2 separate regions of the Homo sapiens genome follow, and region 2 is linked to region 1. Evidence: read pairs that join two places in POLR2A ChIA-PET (ENCODE). Cell type or tissue: Panc1. All regions are shown on one strand. Links, peaks and the distances in the headings refer to the core of each region. The heading gives the core; the rest is flanking DNA. Region 1 holds the start of LGALS7 (galectin 7). Region 2 holds the start of CCER2 (coiled-coil glutamate rich protein 2).

Evidence for each region. Peaks named below come from ENCODE experiments on the same cell type or tissue, not always from the same donor. Only the 100,000 strongest peaks of a DNase experiment are listed, where the experiment ranks them.
Region 2: POLR2A ChIA-PET joins it to region 1 with 17 read pairs; 5 of 35 experiments call an interaction of 5 or more read pairs at or near these places.

The regions. Positions count from the first base shown.
Region 1 is chr19:38,770,678-38,786,018 of GRCh38, forward strand. LGALS7 (galectin 7) reads right to left here and starts at 2,840. Exons shown (of 4, transcript NM_002307.4): 1 at 2,810-2,840; 2 at 2,338-2,426; 3 at 1,152-1,353; 4 at 291-462. The coding sequence starts at 2,815. The coding sequence ends at 349. In Panc1, for the core only: no CTCF peak of the experiment used is centred there; no DNase peak of the experiment used is centred there; H3K27ac peaks cover 32 bases.
Region 2 is chr19:38,902,356-38,917,696 of GRCh38, forward strand. It overlaps CCER2 (coiled-coil glutamate rich protein 2), which reads right to left and starts at 9,831. Exons shown (of 5, transcript NM_001243212.2): 1 at 9,743-9,831; 2 at 9,457-9,497; 3 at 9,211-9,298; 4 at 8,208-8,728; 5 at 6,625-6,970. The coding sequence starts at 9,803. The coding sequence ends at 6,881. SARS2 (seryl-tRNA synthetase 2, mitochondrial) reads right to left here. Exons shown (of 16, transcript NM_017827.4): 13 at 13,866-13,959; 14 at 13,682-13,774; 15 at 13,486-13,551; 16 at 12,911-13,394. The coding sequence ends at 13,251. NFKBIB (NFKB inhibitor beta) reads left to right here. Exons shown (of 6, transcript NM_002503.5): 2 at 2,660-2,765; 3 at 2,847-3,180; 4 at 4,866-4,954; 5 at 5,044-5,304; 6 at 6,376-6,534. The coding sequence ends at 6,477. RefSeq lists enhancers at 9,431-10,057, 10,058-10,682. In Panc1, for the core only: no CTCF peak of the experiment used is centred there; no DNase peak of the experiment used is centred there.

The sequences.
Region 1 (15,341 bases), core at 3,655-11,654:
TGGGGGCACCAGGACCTGCGGTGAGCGCCTCTGCGCCCCAAACGCCAGCAGGTCCGCCCGACCGCATTCCCAGCTGGCTTGCTTTGCACAAATGCTGCGTCAGGGCACGCCCCACACCCACTCCTTCCCAGATCGCGACCCTCACGCCTTCGCAGACAGAAAGTGTCCTAAGCACAGGCAGGCTCAGAGCCCGCCTCCGCCTCGGATTCGCTGTGTGGCCCGGAGCCAGTATCTTGGCCTCTCTGGGTCTCAGTTTGCTCATCTCAGTGAATGGGACACAGACACAGTCGCGCTGCGGGCTAACGCTTTATTTGCCAGCCAAGGCCCCGGGCCCGCCTGGGCTTCTGCTCAGAAGATCCTCACGGAGTCCAGCTGCACGTCCCCGCCCACCTCCACCAGGCGCACGCGCGCCAGCGGCAGGCGGTGGCGGAAGTGGTGGTACTGGGCGTCCCCAACCACGGCCTGCAGGGGAGGGTCGGTGGTGAGGATTCCGGAGGCCCGTGCTGGGTGGCCCTGGGGAAATCACTCATCCCCTCTGGGCCTCAGTTTCCTCACTGGGAAAATGGGGCTATTGTTCATTCTAACTCTTGCGTGAGGATCAAACGAGTTGACTGTGTGGCACAGTAAAAAGAGGCTTTTTTAGTGCTGGTAATGGATATTCTCATTTCAGCGACCATTACCCGCTATTAAAGCGCAGAGGAGGGAGGTGAATTCGCGTAAGCTGTGGGTGGTGGAGGATCTGCCGCCACTCCCACCCGCCAATCCTTGCTAGGACGAGTTCCTGGGCGCTGTTTCCAACCCATCCCTCCCCATGCCTCAAACCCCGGACCTCAGGAAGGAATGAACTGGGAGTAGGGTCTGGGATGGCGAGTCTGGGCCACGCCTTCCCGCTAGGACGCCCACCCCTTGGACACTTGGCTGGTGCTCGCCTCGTCCTGACCCTGCTGTCTCTCTGTCCCTCGGACCCAAGTGGGAGTTGTTTAGGCGAGAGAGAGGGTCGAAGGACACCCTTCTCCGCCTTGGCCACGACTTCCCTACCCCCCTCACCCCGCCCCGAACCTCCCTGCCTTCCACCAATAGCCTGGCTTTGCCCAACCCTCTGCTCCAGGGACCTAAGTCTTGGCGTCCACGCCCCTGTCGCAGAGACGCACCTTGAAGCCGTCGTCTGACGCGATGATGAGCACCTCGAAGGGCTGCCCGCGCTGGAAAGGAACGCCCGGCCCGCGCTCCTCGCGGCCCCAGGAGCCTTGCTCCTTGCTGTTGAAGACCACCTCCGACGTGTCCAGCCGGGGGTTGAAATGCAGCGCGGCATCGGAGCCCTGCTCCTCCCCGCACAGCAGGTTTACATGGAACCTGGAAGAGGAGGATGGTGGCCGTCAGGGCTCAGAAACCACCCAGACCAAGAAATGTTGAGGGTGAGGAATACCGATGTCTACAATTTACTTTGAATGAATAAGTAAATGAAATGTTGGCTGGGTGCAGTGGCTCACCCTGTAATCCCAGCACTCTGGGAGGTGGAGAAGGGAGGATCGCTTGGGCCCGGAAGTTAAAGACCAGCCTGGGCAACATAGCGAGACCCCACCTTACAAAAAAACGAAAGAACAAACAAAACATAAACCGCCCAGACCAAAGTGAAGGTCTTATGGACTGGCACTCCCCATTCCCAGAGTACCCCCAAATTAACAGGGACCTGAAGACAGGCACACACCGCAGAAGGAGAGGTAGGCGACTAATGACCAGGGAGCTTAGATTCCCAAGGCAGCCAAAATATCATGAGGCCCTTGGCAGAAACCTACCCAGACCAAACTCACTACGCTTAGGGCAGGGTGCCCTCATTTCCAAAGAGCCTGGGAGCTGCCCAGGAGGTCTGGGTGATAGCCAGGGTGCTCCTGATGCTCAGGGAACCCTCAGCTTCTACAGGACAAAGAATAATACCAGGAACCCCAGTATTTCCAGGGTACCTCAGAATCCAGAAGGCCCGAAGTTCCTTAGCCAGGAAGTCAAAGGATGGCTTGGCAAGGACTCCCAGGGTCCAGGGTGTCTCCAGGACTTGGAGTATTTCCAGAGTTCCCTGGGACTCAGACATGGAAGTCATAGGACTATATCTAGGAACCCTGAGATTACCCAGGGACCTCAAATGCTTAGGGAAACTTAGGGACCCCAGCCACAAAGGCACGGGGGCAAATACGAATACATCAGATTTGAGGTCAGAAATGGCCTCGGACTCCTAGCCTGGTGGATACAGGTGGCCTCGGGCCCCTACTTCTGGACTGCAAAAATTGGGAGTCAGCTGATCCTGAGACCTGTACCCTTTACCCCTAGGGCCTGGGGCCTCACCTGCTGGCATTGGGAGGAACCAAGCCGCGAATTCTCAGCACCGTGCCAGGGCGGATGCCCTCGGGCAGTGAGGACTTGTGGGGGACGTTCTGCAAGAGTGGGGTGCAGGGGCCACTGTGAGCCGGTGAGACCGAAGGAGGGAGGCAGAAGGTGGGTCACCCCTCAGAGGAGCCGACCAGGGCTGAGACTGGCAGAAATCAGTGGAAGAGGAAAGGGTGGCGGAGAGGCAGGAAAGAGACCAGAAACAGACAGGGAAACAGATGGGGAGAGCAACAAAGACAAACAGAAAGATCCTCAAAGAGGGCCCCAGAGGAAGCCACAAAGAGGTAGAGGGGACAGTCGGGATGGGGGTTACCCGGAGGCCACAGCCCAGGCCAGTCCGTGGCACACTCACTGCCCACTTGCTCCTTTGAAAGAGGAGCCCCCAGCCCCCTCCCTGCTTGGCCCCGCCCCGGGCCCCTGGAGCACTCACGGACATGGCTGGGACCGGGTTGGGCAGCCGTGGTGGTGGGGCCTGCTGGGGACCTTAAATAAAAGCAGGGCGGGGCTGGCCCTGATGACTCACCCCACCCCTTCCCACCCACCACCCACACCTGGCACGGACCCTGGCCCTGGGGCAAGCCCGGCGAAGCGGGAGTGGCACCTCTTCTTGGGGGCCCTGATCCCCCCATCACCCAGGGCCCGGGTGCACTGCCCCTCTCCTAGGAGCTGATAATAAGAGGGAATGTTTAATAGTAATAAACTCACAGCAGAGAAGGCTCCTTGTGCCACTGCCCCTCCACCCCTGTCTTCCCGCTGCCTGGCACACGGAGAGCCTCTATCTCATTTCATGTATTTATTTGTTAGTAATTTCTCTTATTTTATACACAGACATATTAGGTCCTGGGAGGCCAATCTGGGTGGGAACTCCAGACCCTTCTCTCCAGCTGAGAACCTCCTGCCTGGACTGATCCGTGCTGAAATCTAAGCTTCTGCCTCTGTAATGGAACAGCGGCCACAATAGGAGCACTAGTGACTGACAGGGTGGCTTCATGGGTTCACAGGGGGCCTGCCTGATCCCCTCAGCGCTGCACCCCTGGGTCCTGGAGTGTGCCCAGTTCATGGAAGTCCTCAGTCAGGAGGGGTGAAAGGAGGGGATCCACTAGGACTATGCCTGTCATTTCCAAGGCCCCTCGGCTGCCCAGGAGATGCAGGAAATCACTGATTGGGACCCCATCATTCCAACAGGGAGGAGTATGGGTCACCCCCATTGTACAGAGGAGGAGGCTGAAGCTGGGATGGGAAGCGATTTGCCAAAGGCAGGAGCGTGCAGGACCCGTTGCCCTGACCTCTGGCTCTCCTCACCTCTGCTCGCACCTCTCCTGTGGGTTCTGTCTCTGGGGCTGGCTGTCTCACTCTGTCCGTCTCTGCCCCTAACTCTGTCTACCACATATTCCTGTCCCACTTCTCTCCTTCAAGTCTCTCTTCTTCCTCCTTCCAGGACTGCTACCATCATGCCACCAAGTTTGTAGGTCAGGATGAGGTGGGTTTTGGGGTGGTGGGTGGCCTAGCATTCCATCACCACCTAGATCAAAAGCAGAGCAAGGCGGGGACCCTCCCGCCAGGCCCGAAACAGCCCCCTTGGGCCTAAGACTCTGCAAGAGAACTCAGGGTTGGGGAATTGGCTTGGTGGAGGGGCGGGTAGGGCTGAAAGATGCTTCTGAAAGGCAGGGATGGTGTGGGAGCTGAGCAGAAACCACTCCTAGCAGCCCAGCAGCCCTCCTGGACCTTTTCCACTCGCCACTCCAGCTCCTGCCCCACCCAGCAGGCTGCTGAGAGGCCTGGGCAGAGGCAGGCTGGCAGTGGAAAGTTTGGGTGGAGACAGCAGACCCAGAACCATCCTCCACCCTCTGCGTCCCAGGCCCCCAGCCTCTCGCCCCCTCCCCACACACTCCAAGGCACCAAGCTCAGGGACCAGTTCTTGGGAACATGAGCTCAGAGAGGGAGGCTAGCAGCTGCATTTCAGTAGGGGCTGCAAGCACCCCCATTCTGCAGAGGACAAAACTGAGGCTTAGACAGGGGCCACCTCTCAGTCAAGGAAGAGGCCAGCCCCTCAGCTCCAGAGGGGTCTTTGTGCCAAGGACATGTCATGGGCACGGACAGAGAGGATAGCAGGGTGTCCGGTGATCATACCACCAGCCCAGCTCAGTTAGTTCCCGAGAATGTTCCCCTGAATGGTGGACTCCATTGTTCTAACATTATTGACCATTCTAAAGAAGACACTCTCGCCTGGGCAACACAGCAAGACCTCATCACTACAAAAAATAAAAATAAAATAAAATAGCCCAGTGGGTTGGCGCACATCTGCCTGTAATTCCAGCTACTTGGGAGGCTGAGGCAGGAGAATTGCTTGAGCCCAGGAGATCAGAGGCTGCAGGGAGCTATGATCACACCACAGCTCTCCAGCCTGGGCAACACAGTGAGACCTCAGTCCACAAAAAGAAAAGACACTCCTTACATTACTTGATACATCATTCTGTACCTTGCTATTGTTTCCCAAGAACATCTTTTTATTTATTTCTATTTCTTCACTGTGGCTGGATATGACTTCACACCCAACCAACGTGCAAGTCCCAACTTGCCTTAAGTGATTGGTCAAATGGTTGCAGTCAATCTGTTACCAGTCTAAAAGGCTGGCTCCTTTCCTGTAACTGAGATATGCATCCTCGATGGGCTCTTATTCATTAGTGTTGGTTATGTTTCTCATCAGTTGTGAAACAATATTTTCTTTTGTTTTTTTTTTCTTTTGTTTTTTTTTTGAGACAGAGGCTCACCCTGTCACCCAGGCTGGAGTGCAGTGGTGCGATCTCGGCTCGCTGCAACCTCCACCTCCCGGGTTGAAGTGATTCTTTGGCCTCAGCCTCCTGAGTAGCTGGGATTACAGGCACCCACCAACATGCCTGGCTAATTTTTTTGTTTGTTTGTTTTTGGTTTTTTTTGAGACAGAGTCTTGCTCTGCCGCCCAGGCTGGAGTGCAGTGGCACCATTTCGGCTCACTGCAAGCTCCGCCTCCCTGGTTCACGCCATTCTCCTGCCTCAGCCTCCTGAGTAGCTGGGACTACAGGCTCCCGCCACCACGCCCAGCTAATTTTTTGCATTTTTGGTAGAGACGGGGTTTCACTGTATTAGCCAGGATGGTCTCGGTCTCCTGACCTCATGATCCGCCCGCCTCGGCCTCCCAAAGTGCTGGGATTACAGGCATAAGCCACCGCGCCTGGCCTAATTTTTGTATTTTTAGTAGAGACAGGGTTTCGCCATGTTGGTCAGGCTGGTCTCGAACTCCTGACCTCGTGATCTGCCCTCCTCGGCCTCCCAAAGTGTTGGGATTACAGGTGTGAGCCACTGCGCCTGGCCTGAAATAATATTTTCGTGAGCCTTTTTTCTTTTTCTTTCTCGTTTTTTGAGACAGAGTCTCGCTCTGTTGCCCAGGCAGGAGTGCAGTGGTTTGATCTTGGCTCACTGCAACCTCTGCCTTCCAGGTTCAAGTGATTCTCCTGCCTCAGCCTCCCAAGTAGCTGGGATTTCAGGTGCCTGCCACCACGCCTGGCTACTTTTTGTATTTTTAGTAGAGACGGGGTTTCACCATGTTGGCCAGACTGGCCTTGAACTCCTGACCTCAGGTGATCCACCTGCCTCAGCCTCCCAAAGTGCTGTGATTGCAAGTGTGAACCAACGCACCTGGTCACCTTTTTTCAATTTTAAATAGTTAATGTAGGCCGGGTGTGGTGGTGCACACCTGCATTCCCAGCTACTCGAGAGGCCGAGGCAGGAGAATTGCTTGAACCCAGGAGGCAGAAATTGTAGTGAGCCAAGATAGCTCCATTGCGCTTTAGCCTGGGCAAAAAGAACAAGACTCTGTCTCAAAAAGTATATATAATAATAATAATAATAATAATAATAATAATAAATGTATATATTTCTCAATAGTCTTTCTATCAAGGTATCCTTCCCATAAAATAAAAGATGCAGATATTAAAGGTATAGTTCACTGATTTTGAGAACTGTGGAGACCTATCTAACCACCTCCTCAATTAAGTTTCCTGGTGTCCAGGAAATAGTGGCCTCTCTTCTAGTTCCAGGAAGCCACTGGCCAGTGTCACTCCTGACCATTTTTTTGTTTTGTTTTGTTTTGTTTTGTTTTTGAGATGGGGGTCTCACTCTGTCACCCAGGCTGGAGTGCAGTGGTGCAGTCTCCGCTCACTGCAGCCTCAATCTTCCAAGCTTAAACCTCCTGGGCTCACCACCTCAGCCTCCCGAGTAGCTGGGGCTACAGACACACGCCACCATGCCTGGCTAATTGTGTATTTTTTGTAGAGAGAGGGTTTTACGATGTTGCCTAGGCTGGTGTTGAACTCCTGGAGTCAAGCGATCTGCCTGCCTTAGCCTCCCAAAGTGCTGGGATTACAGGCATGAGCCACTGGGCCTGGCCACTGCTGAGCATTGACTAGCCACCGAGGTTCTTTTGTCTCAAAATAAAGAAGAGGGAGTAGACTGATTTTTCTTACTTTATGCCTCTTTTAGGAAATAATTTAGATGAAAAGTAGCTAATTGCACACTAGGTGGTTGTAGAGATTTAAAATTCAGGCTCCATGAATGTCATTTGTTGGTCACATTTTGGTTATTTTTTATACACAGTGAAGGTAATTCTGGGGCTGCTTTTTGTAAATCAACATTCTGATGATGAAAATGACACTTAGAAATCTCACTTTGGCTGGGCACGGTGGCTCATGCCTATAATCCCAACACTTTGGGAGGCCGAGGCGGGCGGATCACCTGAGGTCAGGAGTTCGAGACCAGCCTGGCCAATAGGGTGAAACCCCGTCTCTACTAAAAATAGAAAAAATTAGCCGGGCATGGTGGCAGGCACCTGTAATGCCAGCTACTTGGGGGGCTGAGGCAGGAGAATCGCTTGAACCTGGGAGGCAGAGGTTGCAGTGAGCCAAGATCACGCCATTGCACTCCAGCCTGGGGGACAAGATCGAGACTTCCTCTCAAAAAAAAAAAAAAAAAGGAAAGAAATCTCACTTTGTTCTTGGCCAGGCGCAGTGGTTCACCCTGTAATCCCAGCACCTTGGGAGGCCAAGGCGGTGGATCACCTGAGGTCAGGAATTTGAGACCAGCCTGGCCAACATAGTGAAACCCTGCCTCTACTAAAAATACCAAAAAATTATATATATCTATATTAGCTGGGTGTGGTGGCACACACCTGTGATCCTAGCTACTTGGGAGGCTGAAGCAGGAGAATCACCTGAACCCGGGAGACGGAGGTTGTGGTGTGTGATCGCACCACTGCACTTGAGCCTGGGCGACAGAGCAAGACTCCATCAAAAAAAGACCAAACAAAAAAACAAAAACAAAAACAAAAAAACCCCAGAAACTCACTTTGTTCTTAAGCTTTTATGCCCATTGGAAATCTCACGACTCTATTTTTATAAATATAGTAAATATTAATAAAACAATCCAATTACCGCTAAGAAAAAGTCTATTCTCTAGTGTTCAGTTCCATTTATAAACTTAGTTAATTAAACTCTCTTAAATATTTTAAACTGAATGCATAATTTTAGAGGTTATTCATTTTTCAGTGTTTCAATTGCTCTATAAACTCATCCAAGTAATTCTTGTAAGTTTCCTAGTGATTCTTGTACATTTCAATGCTTAAACAGTAAAATACATGCATAGCTTTTTCTTCTTCCTTCCTTTCCTTCCTTTCCTTCCTTTCCTTCCTTTGCTGAACAATTGGGCCCTAAAGCTATTATGTGGGGCTGAGCAAGGTCATGGTGGCCCTGAATGGGCTGATTGGGGTGGGATGTCCTTGGGAGAGGTGTTTGGGGGTCAGGGCTGAGCAGGATGAGGAGCGCTCAGCAGAGGCTGCGCGTAAGTGCCCAGTGAGGGCCAGCAGGACACGTGACAGGGAGCCTGCACTCCCAGCATGGGAGGAGGACACCTGTGTGGGGTGGGTGCCCGACGAGGGGCATTGGAACCAGCCTCGGGGGGAGGTGCCATGTGGGAGTCAGAGATGAGGACTGGAACTGCTTTTTTTTTCTGGGAGGGAGTTACAGATATGGAAAGGGAGAGGTAGGCACCAGCCCTGTGGAGCTGGACTGGAAGTGGAGGCATTAGCGTGAGCTAATGGTTTGAGGATTGGGTTATTTGGTGGGGCAGGTTTGGACTCTTTTTATTTTTATTTAATTTAACATATTTATTTATTTATTTAGACAGAGTCTTCTCTGCCACCAGGCTGGAGTGCAATGGTGTGATCTCGGCTCACTGCAACTTCCGCCTCCCAGGTTCAAGCAATTCTCCCACCTCAGCCTCCCGAGTGGCTGGGACTACAGGCATGTGTCACTGCGCCTGGCTACTTTTTGTATTTTTAGTAGAGACGGGGGTTTCACCATGTTGGCCAGGCTGGTCTTGAACTCCTGACCTCAGGTGATCCACCTGCCTCGGCCTCTCGAAATGCTGGGATTACAGGCGTGAGCCTTCTTATACCAGTTTTTTTTTGTTTGTTTGTTTTTGTTTGTTTGTTTTTTAGACAGAGTGCAATGGCGTGATCTCGGGTCATTGCAACAACCTCTGCCTCCTGGGTTCAAGGGATTCTCCTGCCTCAGCCTCTCAAGTAGCTGGGATTACAGACATGCACCACCATGCCCGGCTAATTTTGTATTTTTAGTAGAGACAAGATTTCTCCACGTTGGTCAGGTTGGTCTCAAACTCCCGACCTCAGGTGATCCGCCCGCCTTGGCCTCCCAAAATGCTGGGATTACAGGAGTGAGCCCTGCGCCCGGCATTCTTATGGTAGTTTTATACCCAAGCCCACTGAAGACCGTAGGAGGGAGAGGTAAAGTTTTCTTTCCCCTGCAAAGGACATTCGAGTTGTTTCCACTGTTTGGCTGTTATGAATAATGAACGCTTCTACGAACATTTTGTTTAAATATTTAGCACGAACATGTTTTTATTCCCCTTGGGCATATCCCTAGGAGTAGAATGCCTGGGTCCCAAGGGTAACTTATGTCACACTTTCCTCCCTTATTCAGCAGTCAGTAAAGGCTGGTAAATTTCATCTGGCTGTCCTGTCATTCTCTTTGAATTTGGAACAATCATCCACCCTTTTTGGTTTATATGACATTGACTCTTCAAAACTCCCAACTATGGCCGGGTGTGGTGGCTCACATCTGTAATCCCAGAACTTTGGGAGGCTGAGGTGGGCGGATCACCTGAGGTCAGGCATTTGCGACCAGCCTGGCCAACATGGGGAAACCCTGTCTCCACTAAAAATACAAAAAATTAGCCGGGTGTGGTGACGCACGCCTGTAATCTCAGCTACTCTGGAAGCTGAGGCAGGAGAATCACTTGAACGCAGGAGAATCGCTTGAACCCGGGAGGCGGAGGTTGCAGTGAGCCAAGATCACGCCATTGCAATCCAGCCTGGGTGACAGAGCGAGACCTTGTGTCAAAAAAAGACATGGGACCTTCATTCAATTAAGATTCATAGTATGCAGCAAGATAGAACCCCCTAGTAGGGAGCAGTGGCTCACGCCTGTAGCACTGTGAGAGGCTGAGGCAAGAGGATCGTTTGAGACCACGAGTTCAAGGCCAGCCTGGGCAACATAGCAAGACCCTCATCTCTAGAAGAAATAAAAAGCTGGACATGACCAGGCGTGGTGGCTCATGCCTGTAATGCCAGCATTTTGGAGGTGAGGTGGGTGGATCACCTGAGGTCAGAAGTTTGAGAACATGGCAAAACCCTGTCTCTACTAAAAATAGAAAAATTAGCCAGGCGTGGTGGTGCTCGCCTGTAGTCCCAGCTCCTCGGGAGACTGAGGCAGGAGAATCACTTGAACCTGGGAGGCAGAGGTTGGTTGCAGTGAGCCGAGATCCTGCGCTCCAACCAGCCTGGGCGTCAGAAAGAGACCTTGACTAAAAAAAAAAATCCCCTGTTTAAGACAGATGGATTAATTCCTTCTGTTTCTGTCCATAGGCTCTTGATTGCTTCTTAGGACTTCTCCAAAAGTGGAAGAAACAAGAAAACGTTGTCATTCTGAAACATCTTTACTATTTTTCTGAGGCTGCAGCCTTGGCCAGCCCGCAATCTGCCTTTCCAGGCACAGCAGGTGACAGTGTGAGTGGATAATTTGTTACCATGTAGCAAGAGACACTGGCTTTCCACCCTGCAATACAGGAGTCCTTCCTATCAGCCTCTCCTCTATCTCCTCCAGCCACGCCCTCATTTTAAGTTCTGCTGCCTGTATCAGCCACTTCTCCCACTGTCATGTTGGGGTTGCTGGTTGCTGGCAACAGAACCCTCCTCCGCTAGTTTACAGAGATTATTAGCGGCTATGACAGCTTACAGAATTTTTTTTTTTTTTTGAGACGGAGTTTCGCTCTTGTTACCCAGGCTGGAGTGCAATGGCACGATCTTGGCTCACTGCAACCTCCGCCTCCTGGGTTCAAGAAATTTTCCTGCCTCAGCCTCCCGAGTACCTGGGATTACAGGCATGAGCCATCATACCCAGATAATTTTGTATTTTTAGTAGAGAGGGGGTTTCTTCATGTTGGTCAGGCTGGTCTCGAACTCCCAACCTCAGGTGATCCGCCCGCCTTGGCCTCCCAGAGTGCTGGGATCACAGACATGAGCCACCATGCCCGGCAATAGCTTACAGAATTTTCAGAGGACTAGGGAATAAGCTTCCGTGCTGCAAAGCTAGAGGGTGGATGCGGAGAGCATTCCCTGGCCAGAGCTTCCTAGGCTGTTCTAGATAAAAATAAATACCTCCATCACCTAACTAGCCAGAAGGCTCATCTCCCTCCCGTAAGTGTTACCTCATTTTCACCTTCTAAGTTTTGCAGGTGGTGGAGTGCAGTGGCTGATACCTGTAATCCCAGCACTTTGGGAAGCTGAACTGGGAAGACTCCTTGAGGCCAGGAGTTTGAGACCAGCCTGGGCAGCAGAGGAAGACCCTGTCTCTACAAAAAAAAAAATTTAAAAATGAGCCAGTTTTGGGCCAGGCATGGGGGCTCACACCTGTAATCCCAGCACTTTGGGCAACTGAGGCTGGTAGATCGCTTGAGCCCAGGAGTTCAAGACCAGCCTGAGCAACACAGTGAGACCCTGTCTCTAAAAAAAAAAAAAAAAAAAAAAAAAAGCCGGGCACAGTGGCACATGCCTGTAATCCCAGCTACTTAGGAAGCTGAGGCAGGAGGATTGCTTGAACCTGGGCTGTTGAAGCTGCAGTGAGGCGAGATCACACCACTGCACTCCAGCTGGGGTGACAGAGTGAGATCCTGTCTCAAAAAAAGAAAAGAGTCAGGCGCGGTGGTTCACGCCTGTAATCCCAACACTTTGGGAGGCCGAGGCGGGCAGATCATGAGGTCAGGAGATCGAGAACATCCTAGCTAATACGGTAAAACCCCGTTTCTACTAAAAAATACAAAAAATTAGCCGGGCATTGTGGCGGGCGCCTGTAGTCCCAGCTAGTTGGGAGGCTGAGGCAAGAGAATGGCATGAACCCAGGAGGCAGAGCTTGCAGGGAGCCCAGATCACGCCACTGCACTCCAGCCTGGGCGACAGAGCGAGACTCCGTCTCAAAAAAAAAAAAAGAAAAGAAAAGAAAAGAAAAAATTAGCCAAGTGTGGTAGCACACAACCGTTGTCCTACCTACTACTCCAGAGACTGAGGAAAATTGCTTCAGCCTGGGAGTTCTAGGCTGCAGTGGGCTATGATGGTGCCACTGCACTCCAGGCTGGGTGACAGGGCAAAACCACAGAGCAAGACCACTTCTTTCTTGGCTGGCTGGCTTTCTCTTTCTTTCTTTCTTTCTTTCTTTCTTTCTTTCTTTCTTTCTTTCTTTCTTTCTTTCTTTCTTTCTTTCTTCTTTCTTTCTTTCTTTCTTTCTTTCCTTCTTTCTTTCTTTTTCTTTCTTTCTTTCTTTCTTTCATCTCTCTCTCTCTTCCCTCCTTCCCTCCCTCTCTCCCTCCCTCCCTCCCTTCCTTCCTTCCTTCTCTCTCTCTTTCTTTTTGGACAGTCTTGCTCTGTCACCCAGCCTGGAGTGCAGTGGCACAAATTCTGCTCACTGCAACCTCCACCTTCTGGATTCAAGTGATTCTTGTGCCTCAGCCTACCCAGTAGCTGGGATTACAGGTGCGTGCCACCATGCCAGGCTAATTTTTTGTATTTTAGTAGAGACGGGGTTTTGCCATGTTGCCCAGGCTGGTCTTGAACTCTGGAGCTCAGGCAAACTGCCCACCTCAGCCTCCAAAGTGCTAGGATTACAGGTGTGAGCCACAGTACCTGGCCACGAGGGCATGTCTTCAAAAAAAGAGTTTTCCAGGGGTGCAAACTCAGCTTGGGGAAACCCAGTCCTATGTGAATCTAGCTACAAATAACTCTGGGAAATGTAGTTTTTAACTGCCTAATGCAAGAAAGCAGGCCAGGCTGGGTGCGGAGGTTCACGCCTGTAATCCCAGCACTTTGGGAGGCCAAGGCAGGAGGATACTTGAGTTCCAGAGTTTGAGACCAGCCTGGGCCACATAGTGAGGCATCAGCTCTACTAAAATAAAATAAAAAAAAAATTAACTGGGGGTGGTGTCACATGCCTGTAGTCCCAGCCACTTTGGCGGCTGAGGCAGGAGGATTGCTTCAGCCCAGGAGGTTGAGGCTGCAGTGCATGATGATCTTGCCTGGGCAATAGATTAAGGCCCTGTCTCAAAAAAAAAAAAAAAAAAAAAAAAAAAAAGGTGGGCCCGCTGGGGAGTGAGTTAGAAGCTGAGTAAGCCAATCTTCAGTGGTGGTTACCAAATTACTTGGAAAGATATAATTAGTTACATAGTGGGTAAATGTCTTTAACTGTGGGAACAGTTAGAATTCACTAAAAAGATTTTTACCTGTATCATTTTCATCACTGGAATGTTAATATATAAAACCAAAGGAGTCCCTGAAGTATCTTCACTGTGTTTAAAAAATAACCAAAACCACAGGGCATGGTGGCTCACACCTGTAATCCCAGTACTTTGGGAGGCCAGAAGTTGGAGGATCACTTAAGCCCAGGTTCCAGACTAGCCTGGGCAACATAGCCAGACCCTTGGCTAGGCACAGTAGTTCACATCTGTAATCCCAGCACTTTTGAAAGCTGAGGTGGGTGGATCACTTGAGGTCAGGAGTTCGAGACCAGCCTGGCCAACATGGTGAAACCCCATCTCTACTAAAAATACAAAAATCAGCCAAGAGTGGTGGTGCATGCTTGTAATCCCAGCTACTAAGTAGGCCAAGGCAAGAGAATCGCTTGAACCCAGGAGGCAGAGCTGAGATTGAGCCACTGCACTCCAGCCTGGGCAACAGAGTGAGACTCCATCTCAAAAGAAAAAAAAAAAAGAACCCATCAAGGACGTAGATCTGTTATCAGAAATGAGTCAGGACTTCGGGCTGATAACAGAGTTAATGTGCAAACCCTTGGCCAATCAGCAAAGGCACATTGGGACTTGCAGTATGTTGGCTACATGTGAAGTTACATCCAGCCACAGTGAAGCAATCACTAAAAAAAAATCAAAAATAAAACAAAAAACAATAACTCAAAATATCACTAACAAAATGGCACTGACAGAACCTGGGGTTTTAAATCCCTACAAACACTTAGTGTGCGATTAGTTACTTTTCAACTAAGTTATATCCTGAAAGAGGCCTAAAATCAGAAAAATCAGTCTGTCCCAACCCACTTTCTCATTTTCACGGCAAATGAACTTATTTTTCTTTTCTTTTCTTTTCTTTTTTTGAGACGGAATCTTGGAGTCTTGCTCTGTTGCCCAGGCTGGAGTGCAGTGGCGCGATCTTGGCTCACTGCAAGCTCCACCTCCCAGGTTCATGCCATTCTCCTGCCTCAGCCTCCTGAGTAGCTGGGACTACAGGTGCCCGCCACCACGCCTGGCTAATTTTTTGTATTTTTAGTAGAGACGGGGTTTCACCGTATTAGCCAGGATGGTCTCGATCTCCTGACCTCGTGATCCGCCCGCCTCGGCCTCCCAAAGTGCTGGGATTACAGGTGTAAGCCACCGCGCCTGGCCTTTTTTTTCTTTTTTGAGACCGAGTCTCGCTCTGTCACCCAGTCTTGAGTGCAGAGGTGCGATCTTAACTCACTGCAGCCTCCGCCTCCCAGGTTCAAGTGATTCTCTTGCCTCATCCTCCCCAGTAGCTGGGACTACAGGCAGGCGCCACGCTGTCGCATTGGCCAGGCTGGTCTCAAACTCCTGACCTCAGGTGATCCGCCCGCCTTGTTACCCAGGCTGGAGTGCAGTGGTGTGATCTTGGGTCACTGTAGCCTCCACCTCCAGGGCTCAGGTGATCCTCCTGCCCTAGCCTCCCGAGTAGCTGGGACTACAGGCACATGCCACCACAATGGATCAAAGGAAACTTTGTGGCTACTAACTGCTCAGGAGTGACAGTGGCTTCATGTGGCAGAAGGAGCAGTGACTGTTTCTAGGGGCACCAGGAAACTTGATTGGGGAGGTGGTTACACAGGTGACTATATGTGTCAAAACTCATTGAACTATTCCATTAAAATCTGAACCCTGAGCAGGGGCTCACACCTATAATCCCAGCACTTTGGGAGGCCAAAGCAGGTGGATCACTTGAGTCCAGGAGTTTGAGAACAGCCTGGACAACATGGCGAAACCCCATCAGTACAAAATAATACAAAAATTAGGCAGGTGTGGTGGCACACTCCTGTAGTCCCAGCCACTCAGGAGGATGAGGTGGGAGGATCACTTGAATCTGGGAGGCAGAGGTTGCAGTAAGTTGAGATCATACCACTGCACTCCAGCCTGGGCGACAGAACAAGACCCTGTCTCAAAACAACAACAACAACAACAAAATCTGAACCTTTTATTTAATGGGAAAAATACCTCAATGAAATAACAATTGGGAAATAAACACATTAGTTATTTAAAACCGAAAAAAGACACACAAATATTACCGT
Region 2 (15,341 bases), core at 7,342-15,341, 140 kb after region 1:
CACCGCGCCCGGCCTCATTTTATTTCTTTTGTTTGCTTATTAGATATTCCTCTTTTTGTTATGTTAGTGGTTGCTTTAAGGTGGGGGTTGGCAAACTATGGCCTCCAGGCAAAATCTAGCCAGCCATCTGCTTTTGTATGGTTGTGAGCTAAGAATGGTCTTTACATTTTTAAACAGTTTCTAAAAATCAAAAGAATAATAATATTATATGGCTTTTGTATGGTTGTGAGCTAAGAATGGTCTTTACATTTTTAAACAGTTTCTAAAAATCAAAAGAATAATAATATTATATGGCAAGTGAAAGTGTATGAAATTCATATTTCAAGCTCCATAAATAAAGTTCTTTTGGAACGCAAGCAAGCTCACTCATTTACATATTGTCAGTGGCTGCTTTTGCACTGACACAGCAGAGTCGAGTAGTCAAAAGAAACTGTATGGCTGCTGGGCTCAGTGGCTCATGCCTGTAATCCCAGCACTTTGGGAGCCAAGGCGGACAGATCACAAGGTCAGGAGATCGAGACCATCCTGGCTAACATGGTGAAACCTTGTCTCTACTAAAAATACAAAAAGTTAGCTGGCAGTGGTGGCGAGCGCCTGTAATCCCAGCTACTTGAGAGGCAGGAGAATCGCTTGAACCCGGGAGGCGGAGGTTGCAGTGAGCTGAGATCACGCCACTGCACTCCAGCCTGGGCAGCAGAACGAGACTCCATCTCAAAAAAACAAAACAAACAAACAAAAAAAGAAAAAGAAAAACAAAACCAAAAAGAGAAACCATATGACCTACAAAGACTAAAATAGTTATCTGGCTCCTTACAGAAAAAGTTTGCTGACTCCTGCTGTAGGGTTGATAGTTTACAACTTTAGGTTATCATGGGCTACCTTAAAGTGATATTATGCCATTTCACATAGAGTAAAAGAAATTTATTTTATTTTATTATTATTATTTGAGACGGAGTCTCACTCTGTTGCCCAGGCTGGAGTGCAGTGGCACGATCTCAGCTCACTGCAACCTCCATTTCTCAGGTTCAAATGATTGTCCTGCCTCAGCCTCCTGTGTAGGTGGGATTACAGGCGCATGCCACCATGCCTGGCTAAATTTTTTTTGTATTTTTTGTAGAGACAGGGTCTCATCGTGTTGGCCAGGTTGGTCTCAAACTCCTGACCTCAAGTGATCTGCCCGCCTTGGCCTCCCAAAGTGCCAGGATTACAGGTGTGGGCCACCGTGCCCAGCATAATGAACTGTTTTAATATTCTTGTTTGCAAATTCTAACATCTCTGTCATTTCTGGGTCAGTTTCAATTCACTGATGGTTCCTATTATGGATCATGTTTTCCTGCTTCTTTACATGCCTGATAATCTTTGGTTAGGTGCCAGACATTGTGAATTTTGCCTTGTTAGTCTGGAGAATTCTGTATTCCTATAAATATTCTTGAGGCCGGGCGCCGTGGCTCACACCTGTAATCCCAGCACTTTGGGAGGCCAAGGCGGGTGGATCACGAGGTCAGGAGTTCAAGATCAGCCTGGCCAACATGGTGAAACCCTGTCTGTACTAAAAACTGCAAAAATTAGCCAGGTGTGGTGGCACGCACCTGTGGTTCCGGCTACTCGGGAGGCTGAGGCAGAAGAATCGCTTGAACCCAGGAGGTGGAGGTTGCAGTGAGCCACGATCGTGTCACTGCGCTCCAGCCTGGGCGACAGGGCAAGACTCTCTCTCAAAAAATAAAAATTAAAATAAATAAATAAATAAATAAATAAATAAATATTCTTGAATATTATTCTGGGATGGAGTTAAATTACTCGGAAGTAGTTTGAGTCTTTCCAGTTTTGCTTTTATGATTTGTTAGGTGGGTGTTGAGCAGTGCCCCATCTACAGTTAATTATTCCCCACTATTGAGGCAAGACCTTCCTGAGTATCCCACCCGATAGCCTGTGATGATGTTTTTCCAGCCTGGCTGGTGGGAACACTCACTATTCCTGGCCCTGTGTGAGTAACGAGCACTTTTCTGAAATCCTTTTGGATGGTTTTCCCATCCCCACAGACTCACAGGCATGGCTGATCCGTATTCTCCGGAATACACAAGAGAACCTCCTGCAGTTCCCCAGCAATCTCTCCTTTGGCAACTCTGTTTTGTACTCTGTCCTGTGACTCTAGCCACGCTGGCCTCCACAGACTCTTCCTCCATATCCATCTCCTGACCTCAGACAACCTGATGCGCTCTGCTTGGATTCCCCTCTCTGCACCGTGGCTTTGAAACTCTCTCAAGACAATAAGCTGTGGCAGTCAAGTGTGGGGCCCACCTCGTGTTTCCTGTCTTTCAGGGGTCACTGTGATTCATTGCACGATGTCCAGTGTCTTCAACACTGTTGCTTCATATACCGTATTTCGTCTGACTCTTGTTTGTTTGTTTGTTTGTTTCACGTGGGAGTGAATTCTGGTCCATGTTACTTCATTTTGGGCAGAAGTGGAAATCCCACTGAATAAACATTGATTCCACGAATTTGCTGATGAAACTCTGACCTCTGACCTCCCAGATAGCTGACAGGGGGTTCCAGAACTGTGGTCACAAGGCCTAGCATACAGTAGGCGCCCCATGTTTGTTCAATGAAGGAATGCAAGAGGACTTGAACTTTGCCCTCTCACCCCGGTCTTTGTCCCCAGGGCACTGCACTTGGCTGTGATTCATCAGCATGAACCCTTCCTGGATTTTCTTCTAGGCTTCTCGGCCGGCACTGAGTACATGGACCTGCAGAATGACCTAGGCCAGGTGAGCCACGAGGGATGGTGTAGGGCTTGGGGTCCAGGGTTCCCAGTGTGACTCCCTACCGCCTGTCCTCTGCTTCTGCAGACAGCCCTGCACCTGGCAGCCATCCTGGGGGAGACATCCACGGTGGAGAAGCTGTACGCAGCAGGCGCCGGGCTGTGTGTGGCGGAGCGTAGGGGCCACACGGCGCTGCACCTGGCCTGCCGTGTGGGGGCACACGCCTGTGCCCGTGCCCTGCTTCAGCCCCGCCCCCGGCGCCCCAGGGAAGCCCCCGACACCTACCTCGCTCAGGGCCCTGACCGTACTCCCGACACCAACCATACCCCTGTCGCCTTGTACCCCGATTCCGACTTGGAGAAGGAAGAAGAGGAGAGTGAGGAGGACTGGAAGCTGCAGCTGGAGGCTGAAAACTACGAGGGTGAGGGTCGTCACCAGGGAAGGACTCAGCTCCTGGGCTAGGCGAGAGCACCTGGCCCTGGGCTCAGCTTCCCTGATTTGAGACTGAGCTCCTTGGGAAATCATGCCTAGGCTTCAGGAGCCCACACATCGGGACCAGGGACCTCCACTCAGGGCCCAGATGATTGAGAATTGGATATGTAGGACCCAGGACCCCCACCTGGAGGCCCCAGGTCACTTGGGATGCAGACCTGTCACCCACAGACCCAGAGCTGCCAGGATCCAGTTGTCGGGCCCCCGGGCTCCCCACCTGCAGAGTGTATTGCAGACCCCTACCCTACCCAGGACCGGGGAATGCAGAGCTCAGGCCCTCTGTGAAACTCTGGCACCCCAGGCTCCCAGCAATGGGCAGCAGGGTTCAGAGACAGCCCTCCTCAGCCTCATGGGAAGAAGGGCTCATCTGCCCACAGCCCTGACATCCAAGTTTCTGCTCCCCTGCCTATAAGCCCAGCCACCTGAGACCAGACCCCTCCTCAGATGGACTGACGTCATTCAGGACCCAGTGTTCAGGGCCTGCCTCTCGCCCCCAGGTCACAGGCTTTTCAGCTACTTGGTACCTTTTTTTTTTTTTTTTTTTTTTTTGAGACAGTCTCACTCTGTTGCCAGGTTGGAGTTCAGTGGCGTGATCTTGGCTCACTGCAACCTCCACCTCCCAGGTTCAGGTGATTCTCCTGCCTCAGCCTCCCGAGTAGCTGGGATTACAGGGATTACAGGCACATGCTACCATGCCCAGCTTATTTTTGTATTTTTAGTAGAGACGGGGTTTTACCATGTTGACCAGGCTGGTCTTGAACTCCTGGCCTGGCCTTAGGTGATCTGCCCGCCATGGCCTCCCAAAGTGCTGGGATTACAGGTGTGAGCCACCGTGCCTGGGCAGGAACCTTAATTTAAGGTTTTTTTTTTTTTTTTTTTTTGACATGGAGTCTCACTCTGTTGCCCAGGCTGGAGTGCAGTGGCGCCATCTCAGCTCACTGCAAGCTCCGCCTCCTGGGTTCACACCATTCTCCTGCCTCAGCCTCCCGAGTAGCTGGGACTACAGGCGCCCGCCACCATGCCCAGCTAATTTTTTGTATTTTTAGTAGAGATGGGGTTTCACCATGTTAGCCAGGATGGTCTCGATCTCCTGACCTCGTGATCCACCCGCCTCAGCCTCCCAAAGTGCTGGGATTACAGGCGTGAGCCACTGTGCCTGGCCTTTATTTTTTATTTTTAGTAGAGACGTCTTGCCATGTTGCCCAGGCAGCTTCTTGAACTCCTGAGCTCAAGTGATCCTCTTGCTTTGGCCTCCCAAAGTGCTGGGATTACAGGTGTGAAATAGCGTGCCAGCTCAGGTCCTTTGAGTGATAAGAGCAGAGACTTGGGTCTCCTCCTGGCCCCAAAATCCAGGCTCCCTGTCCACAGACCCCAGGCTGTTTACCCGCGGGCCCCAGGCTTCAAACAACTCAGGCACTAGCACTTGCCAGCAAGCTCAGGCCATCTGAGATAGGCATTTGGTACCCAGGTACCTCTTTGCCATACCCAAGAATTCAGGAACCAGCCCCCAAACCTAATCACCCTCACGCCACATGACCCTCCCCCAGGATCAAAGCACGGTGGGGTGGGGGGGGCCCTCACCTCATCATCTGACGCCAATCACTCTGTCCCCAGGCCACACCCCACTCCACGTGGCCGTTATCCACAAAGATGTGGAGATGGTCCGGCTGCTCCGAGATGCTGGAGCTGACCTTGACAAACCGGTGAGCCCCAACCTCGGGGAAGATGCCGTCGGCGGGAGGGGGCTTGTCCCCTCTTCGGGCCCTCTGACCTTTCTGTTGCACCCCCACAGGAGCCCACGTGCGGCCGGAGCCCCCTTCATTTGGCAGTGGAGGCCCAGGCAGCCGATGTGCTGGAGCTTCTCCTGAGGGCAGGCGCGAACCCTGCTGCCCGCATGTACGGTGGCCGCACCCCACTCGGCAGTGCCATGCTCCGGCCCAACCCCATCCTCGCCCGCCTCCTCCGTGCACACGGAGCCCCTGAGCCCGAGGGCGAGGACGAGAAATCCGGCCCCTGCAGCAGCAGTAGCGACAGCGACAGCGGAGACGAGGGCGTGAGTCAGGAGGAGAGACAGGGCAGCCCAGCTGGGGGGTCAGGATAGACCGGCAGGCAAGAAGCCCAAGAAGATAATTAGGCACCGACCTTGGGCTGCTGTTAGAGAACTCAGGCAGCAGCGCCAGTGACACGGGGCACTAGTCAGGAGAGACCTGGACAGGGGTGGTGGGAAGAGCTTGGGCAGAAGTGGCTGAAAAACTAAGGCAGTGGCAAAGGTAGAACTCAGGCAGGGGTGGAGAAAAGGCGTTGGTCGCAGTGATTGGTGAACACAGCGGGGGTGGGTGGTAGCGCTGGGGGTGATTTTAGGCAGCAAGAATTGGAGAACTCACACTGCGAAAAGAAAACCTTGGGTGGCAGTGATTTGAACACCGGCAGTGCTGGGGCAGGACCCGAGCCAGCGGTGGGGAGAGATATAGTCAGAGAACCCAGCAATACAGATCCGTCCTTGGGCAAGGCGCGGTGCTGGATGATGGGTGCGGAGGAATTTGGGTAAAGGCAGAGGGAAGGGGTGGAGGAGGGCCAGCTCAGTTGCCGAAACTCTGGAGTGGCGGCTGGCTAGAAATTGGTCTGTAGAAATGACCTTGAAAATGGAGTTCTGGCCAGGTGCGGTGGCTCACGCCTGTAATCCCAGCACTTTGGGAGGCCGAGGCAGGCAGATCACGAGGTCAGGAGTTCGAGACCAGCCTGGCCAACATGGCAAGACCCTGTCTCTACTAAAAATACAAAAATTAGCTGGGCGTGGTGGCGCATGCCTATAATCCCAGCTACTTGGGAGGCTGAGGTAGGAGAATTGCTTGAACCTGGGAGGTGGAGGTTGCAGTGAACCTAGATCACGCCACTGCATTCCAGCCTGGGCAACAGAGCGAGACTCCATCTTAAAAAAAAAAAAAAAAAAAAGAAAGAAAAGAAAATGGAGTTCTGAGAGCTAGGAAACTGGGAGGTTGAGCCAGGAGCAGGGGAACTTGGGCTTTGAGGCGAGACCTAATTCTTAGGGTGCTCTATGAGGACATGGGTGGTGGGCAAAGTGACAGCCGCCTGAGCCCCTCTGCCTGGTCCCCTTTGCCCCCAGGATGAATACGACGACATTGTGGTTCACAGCAGCCGCAGCCAAACCCGGCTGCCTCCCACCCCAGCCTCAAAACCTCTTCCTGACGACCCCCGCCCCGTGTGATTTGTTTCATTGTTAATATAATTTCCAGTTTAATAAACAAAACCCTAGTTCTGACAACCAGAGACCAGACTGATCTTGTCTTCCCAGTCCTCCGGGTCCTTCTGGGGCCCATCCCTGTCACATCAAGTGCTGCTCACGGAGGCAGGGTGCGTTTCTTTGTGCTTTATTCACTCAGAAGGGTTGGAGTGGGAGTGCATAGGTGTGGGGGTGCTTCCTGTGTCAGGGCTGAGCCCAGCCCCCGGCCCAGCTCAGACTCACCTCCTTGGGTGTGGTTCCAAGGCACGTCCGCCTCCTCCCCTGTTTGGGTAGGGGTGGCGTGGGGTGCTAGGTGAGGTGGAGGCTTCGGGGTCAACAGTCCTAAGCCACAGGGTGTGTCAGGAGGAAGGAGGGACTGAGGTAGGGGTCAGCCCTCCCTCCTGAGCTGCTCCCCCAGCGTCTCTGTCACCTTCTTCAGTTCGTCTCTCAAGTGCTCCAGCTGCTCCACCTCCTTTTCCTGGTGGGGTCAGAAACGGGGTAGTCAGCACCCACCTTCAAAGGCAGGCCACCTCGGTCACTGTGATTGTGGGCCATGTCGGTTCTCATAGTGGCATCCAGCAGCGGTCGTTCTGATCGTCGTGGACCGCGATGGTGACCATGCTGATTGCCATAACCCCGGAAGAGTGGTGCTGGCTAACGCGACCACAGCCAACAGCAGTAGCTTGGCACTGGCAAAGGTGCCTGGGATGAGCACCTCGTGATGGCGCTTTATTTTTATTTTTAAGATGGAGTCTCGCTCTGTCACCCAGGCTGGGGTACAGTGGCACGATCTCGGCTCACTGTAACCTCCACCTCCCGAGTTCAAGTGATTCTCCTGCTTCAGCCTCCCGAGTAGCTGGGATTACAGGCATGCAACACCATGCCTGGCTGATTTTTTGTATTTTTAGTAGAGACAGGGTTTCACCATGTTGGCCAGGCTGGTCTCGAACTCCTGACCTCAGGTAATCCTCCCGCCTCAGCCTCCCAAAGTGCTGGGATTACAGGCACGAACCACCATGCCCAGCCATTTTTTTTTTTTTTTTTTAAGATGGTTTTGCTCTGTGGCCCAGGCGGGACTGCTGTGGCACAATCATGACTCAATGCAGCCTCAAACTCCCGGGTTCAAGCAATCCCACCACCTCAGCCTCCTGAGAGCTGGGACCACAGGCGTGCGCCACCATTGCTGGCTAATTTTTTAAATTATTTGTAGAGTCACGGTTTCACTATGTTGCCCACGCTGGTCTCAAACTCCTGGCCTCAAGGGATTCTCCCACCTTGGCCTCTGAAAGGATTAACCCTCCCTAGGATTACAGGTGTGAGCCACCATGCCCACCCTGTTACGGCACTTTTGGTGCCACCAATCATGGTGACATCTTGTTTTCCATGACCCAGCAATGGTGTCTGTCTGTCACCTAGTGAAGTAGGCACAGCAGCCACTTTTCACAGTGGCCAACTTGCTAGTGATGGTGGCTTGCTTCTGTGCAATGGTGCCATCTTGGTTGCTGTAGTCCATACAGTAGTGTGGAAGTATAAGGTAAAGGCCTTGCACGGAAGTTGTTAGCCAGTCGTGGTGTCAGTCTTGGCCACTGTGATCCACTAGTGATGGATCTGGTGGTGCAGGGCCAACACCGGTGGCTGTGAGTTGTGACTCCACTGACCATCATCAACCCTGCCTCCAAACTGTGTTGGTGTTCCTCCTTCATCCCCCTACTCACCTCCCTCTCCGAAGCCTCCTCCTTCTCCTGCCTGGGCTCAGCCTCTGGCTGGTGGTGGTGGTGGTGGTGGTGGGGCAAGTCCTCGCGCCTCTCTCCTCCGCCTCTCTCGGCCCCCTGCCACAGGCTGCGGTCCCCGCCCAGCACCCGCACCCCCTTCTCCTCTGCCTGGAACTGGGCCGTCTCTTTGTCACTGGCCTTCTCTGCCACCCGCTTCTGGAGGTCCCCTCCATTCTCTAGATGCCGCTGCCACAGGTCCTCAAAGGTCTCCATGGGCCCCCTCTTCCTCTCCTCCTTCTCCTCCTCCTCGTCCTCCTCCTGGTGGAGCTGGCGATGCCCTTGCATGCGGATGGCTTGTTCCTGGACCTCAGACTTGTGGGTCCTCTCTGCTACCTCCTCCTCTTCCTCATCCCTCACCTCCTGGCTGGACCTCATCTTCCCAGCCTCCTGCTTCTTGAAATCCCCAAGCAGCAGGCCTTTCTCCTCGGTGGACGCACAGCCGTGGGGCTCTGTCCCGCACAACTCTGGCAGAAAGGGAAAGGACACTCTCTAAGCATCCAATTGGGAAACTGAGGCCGAGTATGGAGGCTCACGCCTGTAATCTCAGCACTTTGGGAGGCCGTGGCGGCCGATCACCTGAGGTCAGGAGTTTGAATTGGGAAACTGAGGCCTTGAGGAGTTCTGGGCCCTGCCGAAGGTCTCACAGGGGGGCTGCCCAGACTACAGGGGGAGGGTCCTATTTCATCCCACCTGGGAGGGGATGTTCCCTGCCCCATCTGGCCCCTCTGCAGGGAACCACAAGGGTGTTGCTGGTGGCCAGGCTCTGTCAGGTGTGAATGCTGGGCAGTGCCCCGCTGGTCCAGGCAACAGGGCTCTGGGAATGAGGACCTCTTCCTCCAGGTAGCCTGGGTGGGAGAGCATGTGGGCACCTGGGCAGGACCCTGGGTGGGGTAGGGTAGGGTCCCATGGGGTTGTGGAGGGCAAGTGGGGCCCGGGGCCTCCTTACCCTTGTGGAGAAGAGCAGTGCAGGGTCCTCTCTGGACCTGGCCCACGGTCAGCACCTCTGTGACCACCTCTGCCAGACAGCGGGTCAGCTGGGGGGCAGGGGTGCCGGGTCAGAGGGGAGGTTGAGGGCAGGGGAGATGGGGAGGAGAGCAGCTGGTTTGAGGGCAATGAGGATCATGGGGCAGGCTGTGCAGGGAGGGCAGGGCCCCAGCTAGGTGAGGCAGGGCAAGGCCTCCACACTCCTCACCTCCTCCTTGGAGGGTCTCGGTGCCAAGGGAGCAGCGGTGGCTGTGGAGAAAGGAGATGGCACTGGGCTTTGCCGCCCTGGCTGCTGTCCCCGGTACCGACCCCAGCTCCATGGGCGTCCCGGTCCCCACACATCCCCTCCCCATCCCACCCGGCGGGTGTACTGTCCCCCGCTGGAGGCTCGGCCCCTGAAGCCTCTCCACTGGGTGCACTGCCTGCCCCCTCCCACTGGAGTCCCCGCTCCCCGGCCCCTGGCAGGTCCCGCACTCGGCAGGTCCCGCACTCACCCGCCCCCAGCAGGAGCAGCCGCAGCAGCAGCAGCTCAGAGGCTGGCCCTCGGGGCGGCATGGTGGGCGTCCAACGGGTCCAAGGCGCTGTGCGGGCCAGGGTTGCAGCGCCTTATAACCCACGCGGGGACCCTGCAGGGGAGGAAATGATGTCACCCCCGCCCCCTCCCCGCCCGCGGCGGGGCGACATCTGCGGGGCGGCTGCCTGCCTGAGACCCTCAATTATTCATGAGGCCTCCGCCCTGCACGCGCTCCCCTCGAGGCTTCAGGCCAGGAGCTCAGCGCAGATGGTGGAGGCCTCCCTTTTTTCGTTTTTTTGAGACACGGTCTGGCTCTGTCACCCAGGCTGGAGTGCAGTGGCGCCATCACAGCTCACTGCAGGCTCCTGAACACACTTGATCCTCCCACCTCAGCCTCCCGAGTAGCTGGGACCACAGGCGTGTACCACCATATCTGGCTAATAATGTTTATTTTTTGTAGAGGCAGGGTCTCACTTTGTTGGCCAGGTTGGTCTCAGACTCCTGGGCTCAAGTGATCCTCTCGTCTGGGCCTCCCAAAGTGCTGGGATTACAGGCCTGAGGTGCCACACCTGGCCTGGGGGGATCTCTTCCCAGAGCAGCAGGGTCTGGTACACTCGCCCTCCACGCTGGCAGGTGGACCGGGGTGGGAACCCAGAAGCAGCCACTCACAGATGGTCCCCAGGCAACTCCTTCCCTTCCTGGGCCTGTTTTCTCACAGGGTCTTGTTACAGGCTGGAGTGCAGTGCCTCAAACTCTCACACAAGGGATCCTCCTGCCTCAGCCTCCAGATCAGTTGGGACTGCAGGCTTGCATTATCATGCCACAGTAATTTTTTTCATTTTTTGTAGAGAGGGGTTCTTGCTATGTTGCCTAGACTGGTCTGAAACTCCTGACCTCAAATGATCCGCCCACTTGGGCCTCCTGAAGTGCTGGGACTACAGGCGTGGGTGAGCCACTATGCTTGGCTGAGAGTGGGTCTCATAAACCCGCTTCCTCAGAGGCTGCAGTTGGCTTCTGGCCTAAGCCCCAGCTCCACCACGTGCCAGCTGTGCAGCCCAGGATAACCGCTTAACTTCTCTAAGACCTGTTTCCTCACTGTAAATAGGGTTGGTGACAACCTACTCTACAGTTGGACAGTGAGGATTAAATAGTTGTGTGTACAGTGTTTAGGGAAGTGCCTGGTACTGGGAACGGCACACGTCCAAGCATCTTCAGTGCAGTAATTTTTGTTGAGCATCTACTACATGCCAGGTCCTCTTTTAGACCTGAGGCTACAGCCCTGAGCCAATGGGTGGATACCTCTGCCCTCCTGGAGCTGGTATTTGACACACATCAATACATATTAAGGAAAGAAGGCAGAAATGCATCAAAAATATAGTATCTCAGGCTGGGCGTGGTGGCTCATGCCTGTAATCCCAGCACTTTGGGAGGCCAAGGCAGGTGCATTACCTGAGGTCAGGAGTTCAAGACCAGCCTGGTCAACATGGCGAAACCCTGCCTCTACTAAAAATACAAAAAATTAGCCGGACATGGTGGCACCTCCCTGTAATCCCAGCTATGCGGGAGGCTGAGGCAAAAGAATCTCTCAGAGGTTGCAGTGAGCCGAGATCACACCACTGCACTCCAGCCTGGGACAGTGAGACTCCATCTCAAAAAAAAAAAAAAAAAAAAAAAAAAGTATCTCAGATGTAGGTACTGAGTGCTGGGGGGGTTTTACTGTGGTCACGGAAGACTTCTTGGAAGAGGTGACATTTGAGCTAAGGCCTGAGTGACAAGATGGAGGCCAGCACACACCATCTAGGGGAGAGACAGCCAGAGAGGGAGACTCACCAATGTAAGTGCACGAGTCAGGAAGGAGTTTGGAGAGTTTCAATGTCAAGGCGGGTCGGGTGGACCAAACAAGACAGAAAGATGGGCTGAAGAGGAAGGTGGAGCAGCTCAGGTGGGGTCTTAGGGGCCTCGATGACCACTTTACCCTTTTACTCTGAGACGAAGCCACAGGAGACCTCTGAGCAGGGGTGGGACACCCAGCTGAGGTGCTCACAGGTCCCTCTGGCTGTGTGGCGAGGATGGAGAACAGGGAGCCAGTGAAGAGGCTTCCAGGGTTAACCAAAGGGGAGGGATCGGGGAGCAGGGCCCAGGTGGGGTCAGGGAGGAGAGAACAGTAGGCAGAGTCTGGAAATCTTTTTTGAGACAGAGTCTCGCTCTGTCACCCAGGCTGGAGTGTAGTAGTGTGATCCCAGCTCACTGCAACCTCTGCCTCCCGGGTTCAAGAATTCTGCCTCAGCCTCCCAAGCAGCTGGGATTACAGGTGCCCGCCACCACACCCAGCTCTTTTTTTTTTTAGATGGAGTCTCGCACTGTAGCCCATGCTGGAGTGCAGTGGCGCGATCTCCACTCACCACAACCTCCGCCTCCCAGGTTCAAGTGATTCTCCTGCCTCAGCCTCCCGAGTAGCTGGGATTACAAGCGTGCGCCACCACGCCCAGCTAATTTTTGTATTTTTAGTAGAGATGGGGTTTCACCATGTTGGCCAGGCTGGTCTTGAACTGACCTCAGGTGATCCGCCTGCCTTAGCCTCCCAAAGTGCTGGGATTACAGGCGTGAGCCACTGTACCTGGCCAGATTCTGGAAATATTCTGAAGGCGGTGTTGCCAGGGTTGCTAATGAAGTGGAGTGGATATGAGATAAAAGTCGAGGCTAACCCGAAGGGCTGTGGCCTGGGCAGCCGGGAGAATGTGCTGGGATGGGCATGCCTGAGGAGGAGCAGGTGCAGGCCAAGTGATCAGAGGACCAGGTAGCTTCCCTGAGTTTGGGATGCCCACTGGGCCCCTACCTGGAGCTGCAGAAGGGACAGCTGCATGGGGAGCTGGGGACTGAGGGGTGAGGCTGGGGCTGGGGTCAGCTCGAAGGAACCCTCAGAGGGTGACTCTGTTCTGGCTTGTCCCAGAGGAAGGGGAGAGAATTCAGCATCCTCTCAGCAACCCTGGTGGCCCCAGGCCAGCCTCCATGTGCACTGGGGGGTGGCTAGGCACTTCCAGCCATGGTCTTTGCAGCCACAGACCCTTTGAGGATAGTGCCTCCAAGCGGCTGCTCAGCAGCTCCTAGAGAGCCAGGCATCTCCCTTGTTCACAGATCCACAGAGGCCTTTGTCCTGACCATTTATTGGGGACTTTTTGCTCAGCACTGTAGGAGGAAAGAAGGAAGGAGGGATGGAAGCCTCTTCCTCTGCTTCTCCTGTCCCTAGAACCGTAAAGCCCAGACGTCCTGCTTCCCACTGGGACCCTCAATGATAACAGGGTCAGTGACTGACTCTGAGGCAGCAAGGACAGAGGAGAGGTGGACCCCGTGGTCCAGGGGCCCGGGCGTGGAGCTGACAGGAAGAACACAGATGTCAGGACGGGCTCAGCAACACAGGTCCCAGGTGTCCGGGGTCTCCTGAACTCCAGGAAGCAGTGACACCCCCGAGGGCTGCTGTGGGTGGGTTCTTAGCTTACAGCAGGCTGGCCAGGCAGCCCAGGCTTCCGGGGCTGGTTGGGGCCGATGTACTGGAGAGGCACGTGGGTAGGGGCTGTGATCCGATCAGTGCCGAGGTAGGACTGGAGGGCAGGGGGCACGAGCACTGAGCCGTCCTGGGGACAGAGCAGACCTCAGGACACTGCAGATGCCCCAGCCCTCCCCGGCGCTGAGCTGCCTCTCTGGGTGGGCCCCTCAGCCCCTCACCTTCTGCTGGTTACTCTCCAGGAGCGCGATGAGAAGGCGGGGGACAGCACAGGCGGTGGCGTTCACCTGTGAGACAGCCATGCTCGGAACTGGCGCCCACCCCAAGCTGAGCCCGGGGAGGAGCCAAGGTGGGTGGGTCTAGGGCGGCAGAGGCTGCGGGCGAGGGCACGCGGGCAGGAGGCTGTGCGGGCCTCACCGTGTGGGCAAACTGCAGCTCCCCAGCCTCGGTCTGGAACATGATGTGGAGGCGGCGGCTCTGGAAGTCTGTGCAGTTGGAAGCACTGGTGACCTGGGGTGGAGGAGCGGCAGGCTGAGCGGATCAGGGATGGGGGGCAGGCCTGTCCTCCTGCCCACCCCGTCCCCAGCGGCACAGGGCTCACCTCTCCAAAGCGGCCTCGGCCTGGCATCCAGGCCTCAATGTCAAACTTGCGGTAGGCGGGGAGGCCCAGTTCTTGGGTGGGCATATCCAGGACCCTGCGGTCAAGGACGAAGGTGTGGGGAAGGTCAGCGGGTGAGAGGAGGAGCAAGAGGAACAAATGGAAACGATGGAAGAGAAGGCAGCCAAAAAGCAGGAAAAAGCCCAGGAGTTTGAGACCAGCCTGGGCAACATAAGGAGACCTCATCTACTCCAAAAAAACAAACAAAAAAAAGGAGACGATAGTGCCAAAGGAGAGAGTTGTGAGGCCAGGGGTGGTTATGGAGAAGGTGGTACATGGAGGGGGAAGCACAAAAGAGGTTGATGGGAGGGGAAAAAGGCACGTGGCAGGGTCCACCGGCTCTTCACAGTGGCCATTCACACATTTGCACCTTCTAGGCACCCTCGGTTTTTTTTTTTTTTTTGAGACGGAGTCTGGCTCTGTTGCCCAGGCTGGAGAGCAGTGGCGCGATCTCGGCTCACTGCAACCTCCACCTTCAGGGTTCAAGTGATTCTCCTGTCTCAGCCTCCTGAGTAGATGGGATTACAGGTGTGTGCCACCATGCCCGGCTGATTTTTATATTTTTAGTATAGATGGGGTTTCACCATGTTGGCCAGGCTGGTCTTGAACTCCTGACCTCAGGTGATCCGCCTGTCCCGGCCTCCCAAAGTGCTGGGATTGTAGGTGTGAGCCACCGTGCCTGGCCTTTATTTTTTTTTTTTAGAGACAGGGTCTCACTCTGTTGCCCCAGGCTAGAGTGCAGTGGCATGATCACAGCTCATTGTAGCCTCCACCTCCTGGGTTCAAGCAATTCTCCTGCCTCAGTCTCCCAAGTAGCTGGGACCACAGGTGTGTGCCACCATACCCGGCTAATTTTAAAAAACGTAAAGACGAGCTCTCGCTGTGTTGCCCAGGCTGGTCTTGAACTCCTGGCCTCAAGCAATCCTCCTGCCATGGCCTCCCAAAGTGCTGGAATTACAGGCGTGAGCCACCACACCCGGCTTACGCTCCCAGTTTTTTACAATGGGTCACCCAGAAAAGAAGTCCACATTTCTCAGCCTCTCTTGAAAGCTGCGTGTGACTGACAGGGTGAGAGGAAGTGGGGTTCCCAACCTCTGGCTCCCCCTTTTCCCACCCCCACTCTCCACTGGGAGGTGAAAAAGTATCTTGGGTTGCACAGATGAGGCAGTGGCCCAGAGAGAGGGGGAGCAGCAGGAGGAAAGGGGCCCGGGTCTCCACTCTGGCACACCGTGCACTGTTCGTGCTTCTGTTACAGTCCTGTGAGGGACGACCGGCACACGGCAGACAGATTGGGATCCTGTATATGCTCCTGTAATCCTTGTACAGGAAAATGGGGGCAACGAGGGGGCTGGAGAGGTGGTTCCAGAGCGAAGAGCAGCTGGCCAGCCCCTTGTCCCTCCCCTACCCCACCCCTGCCAT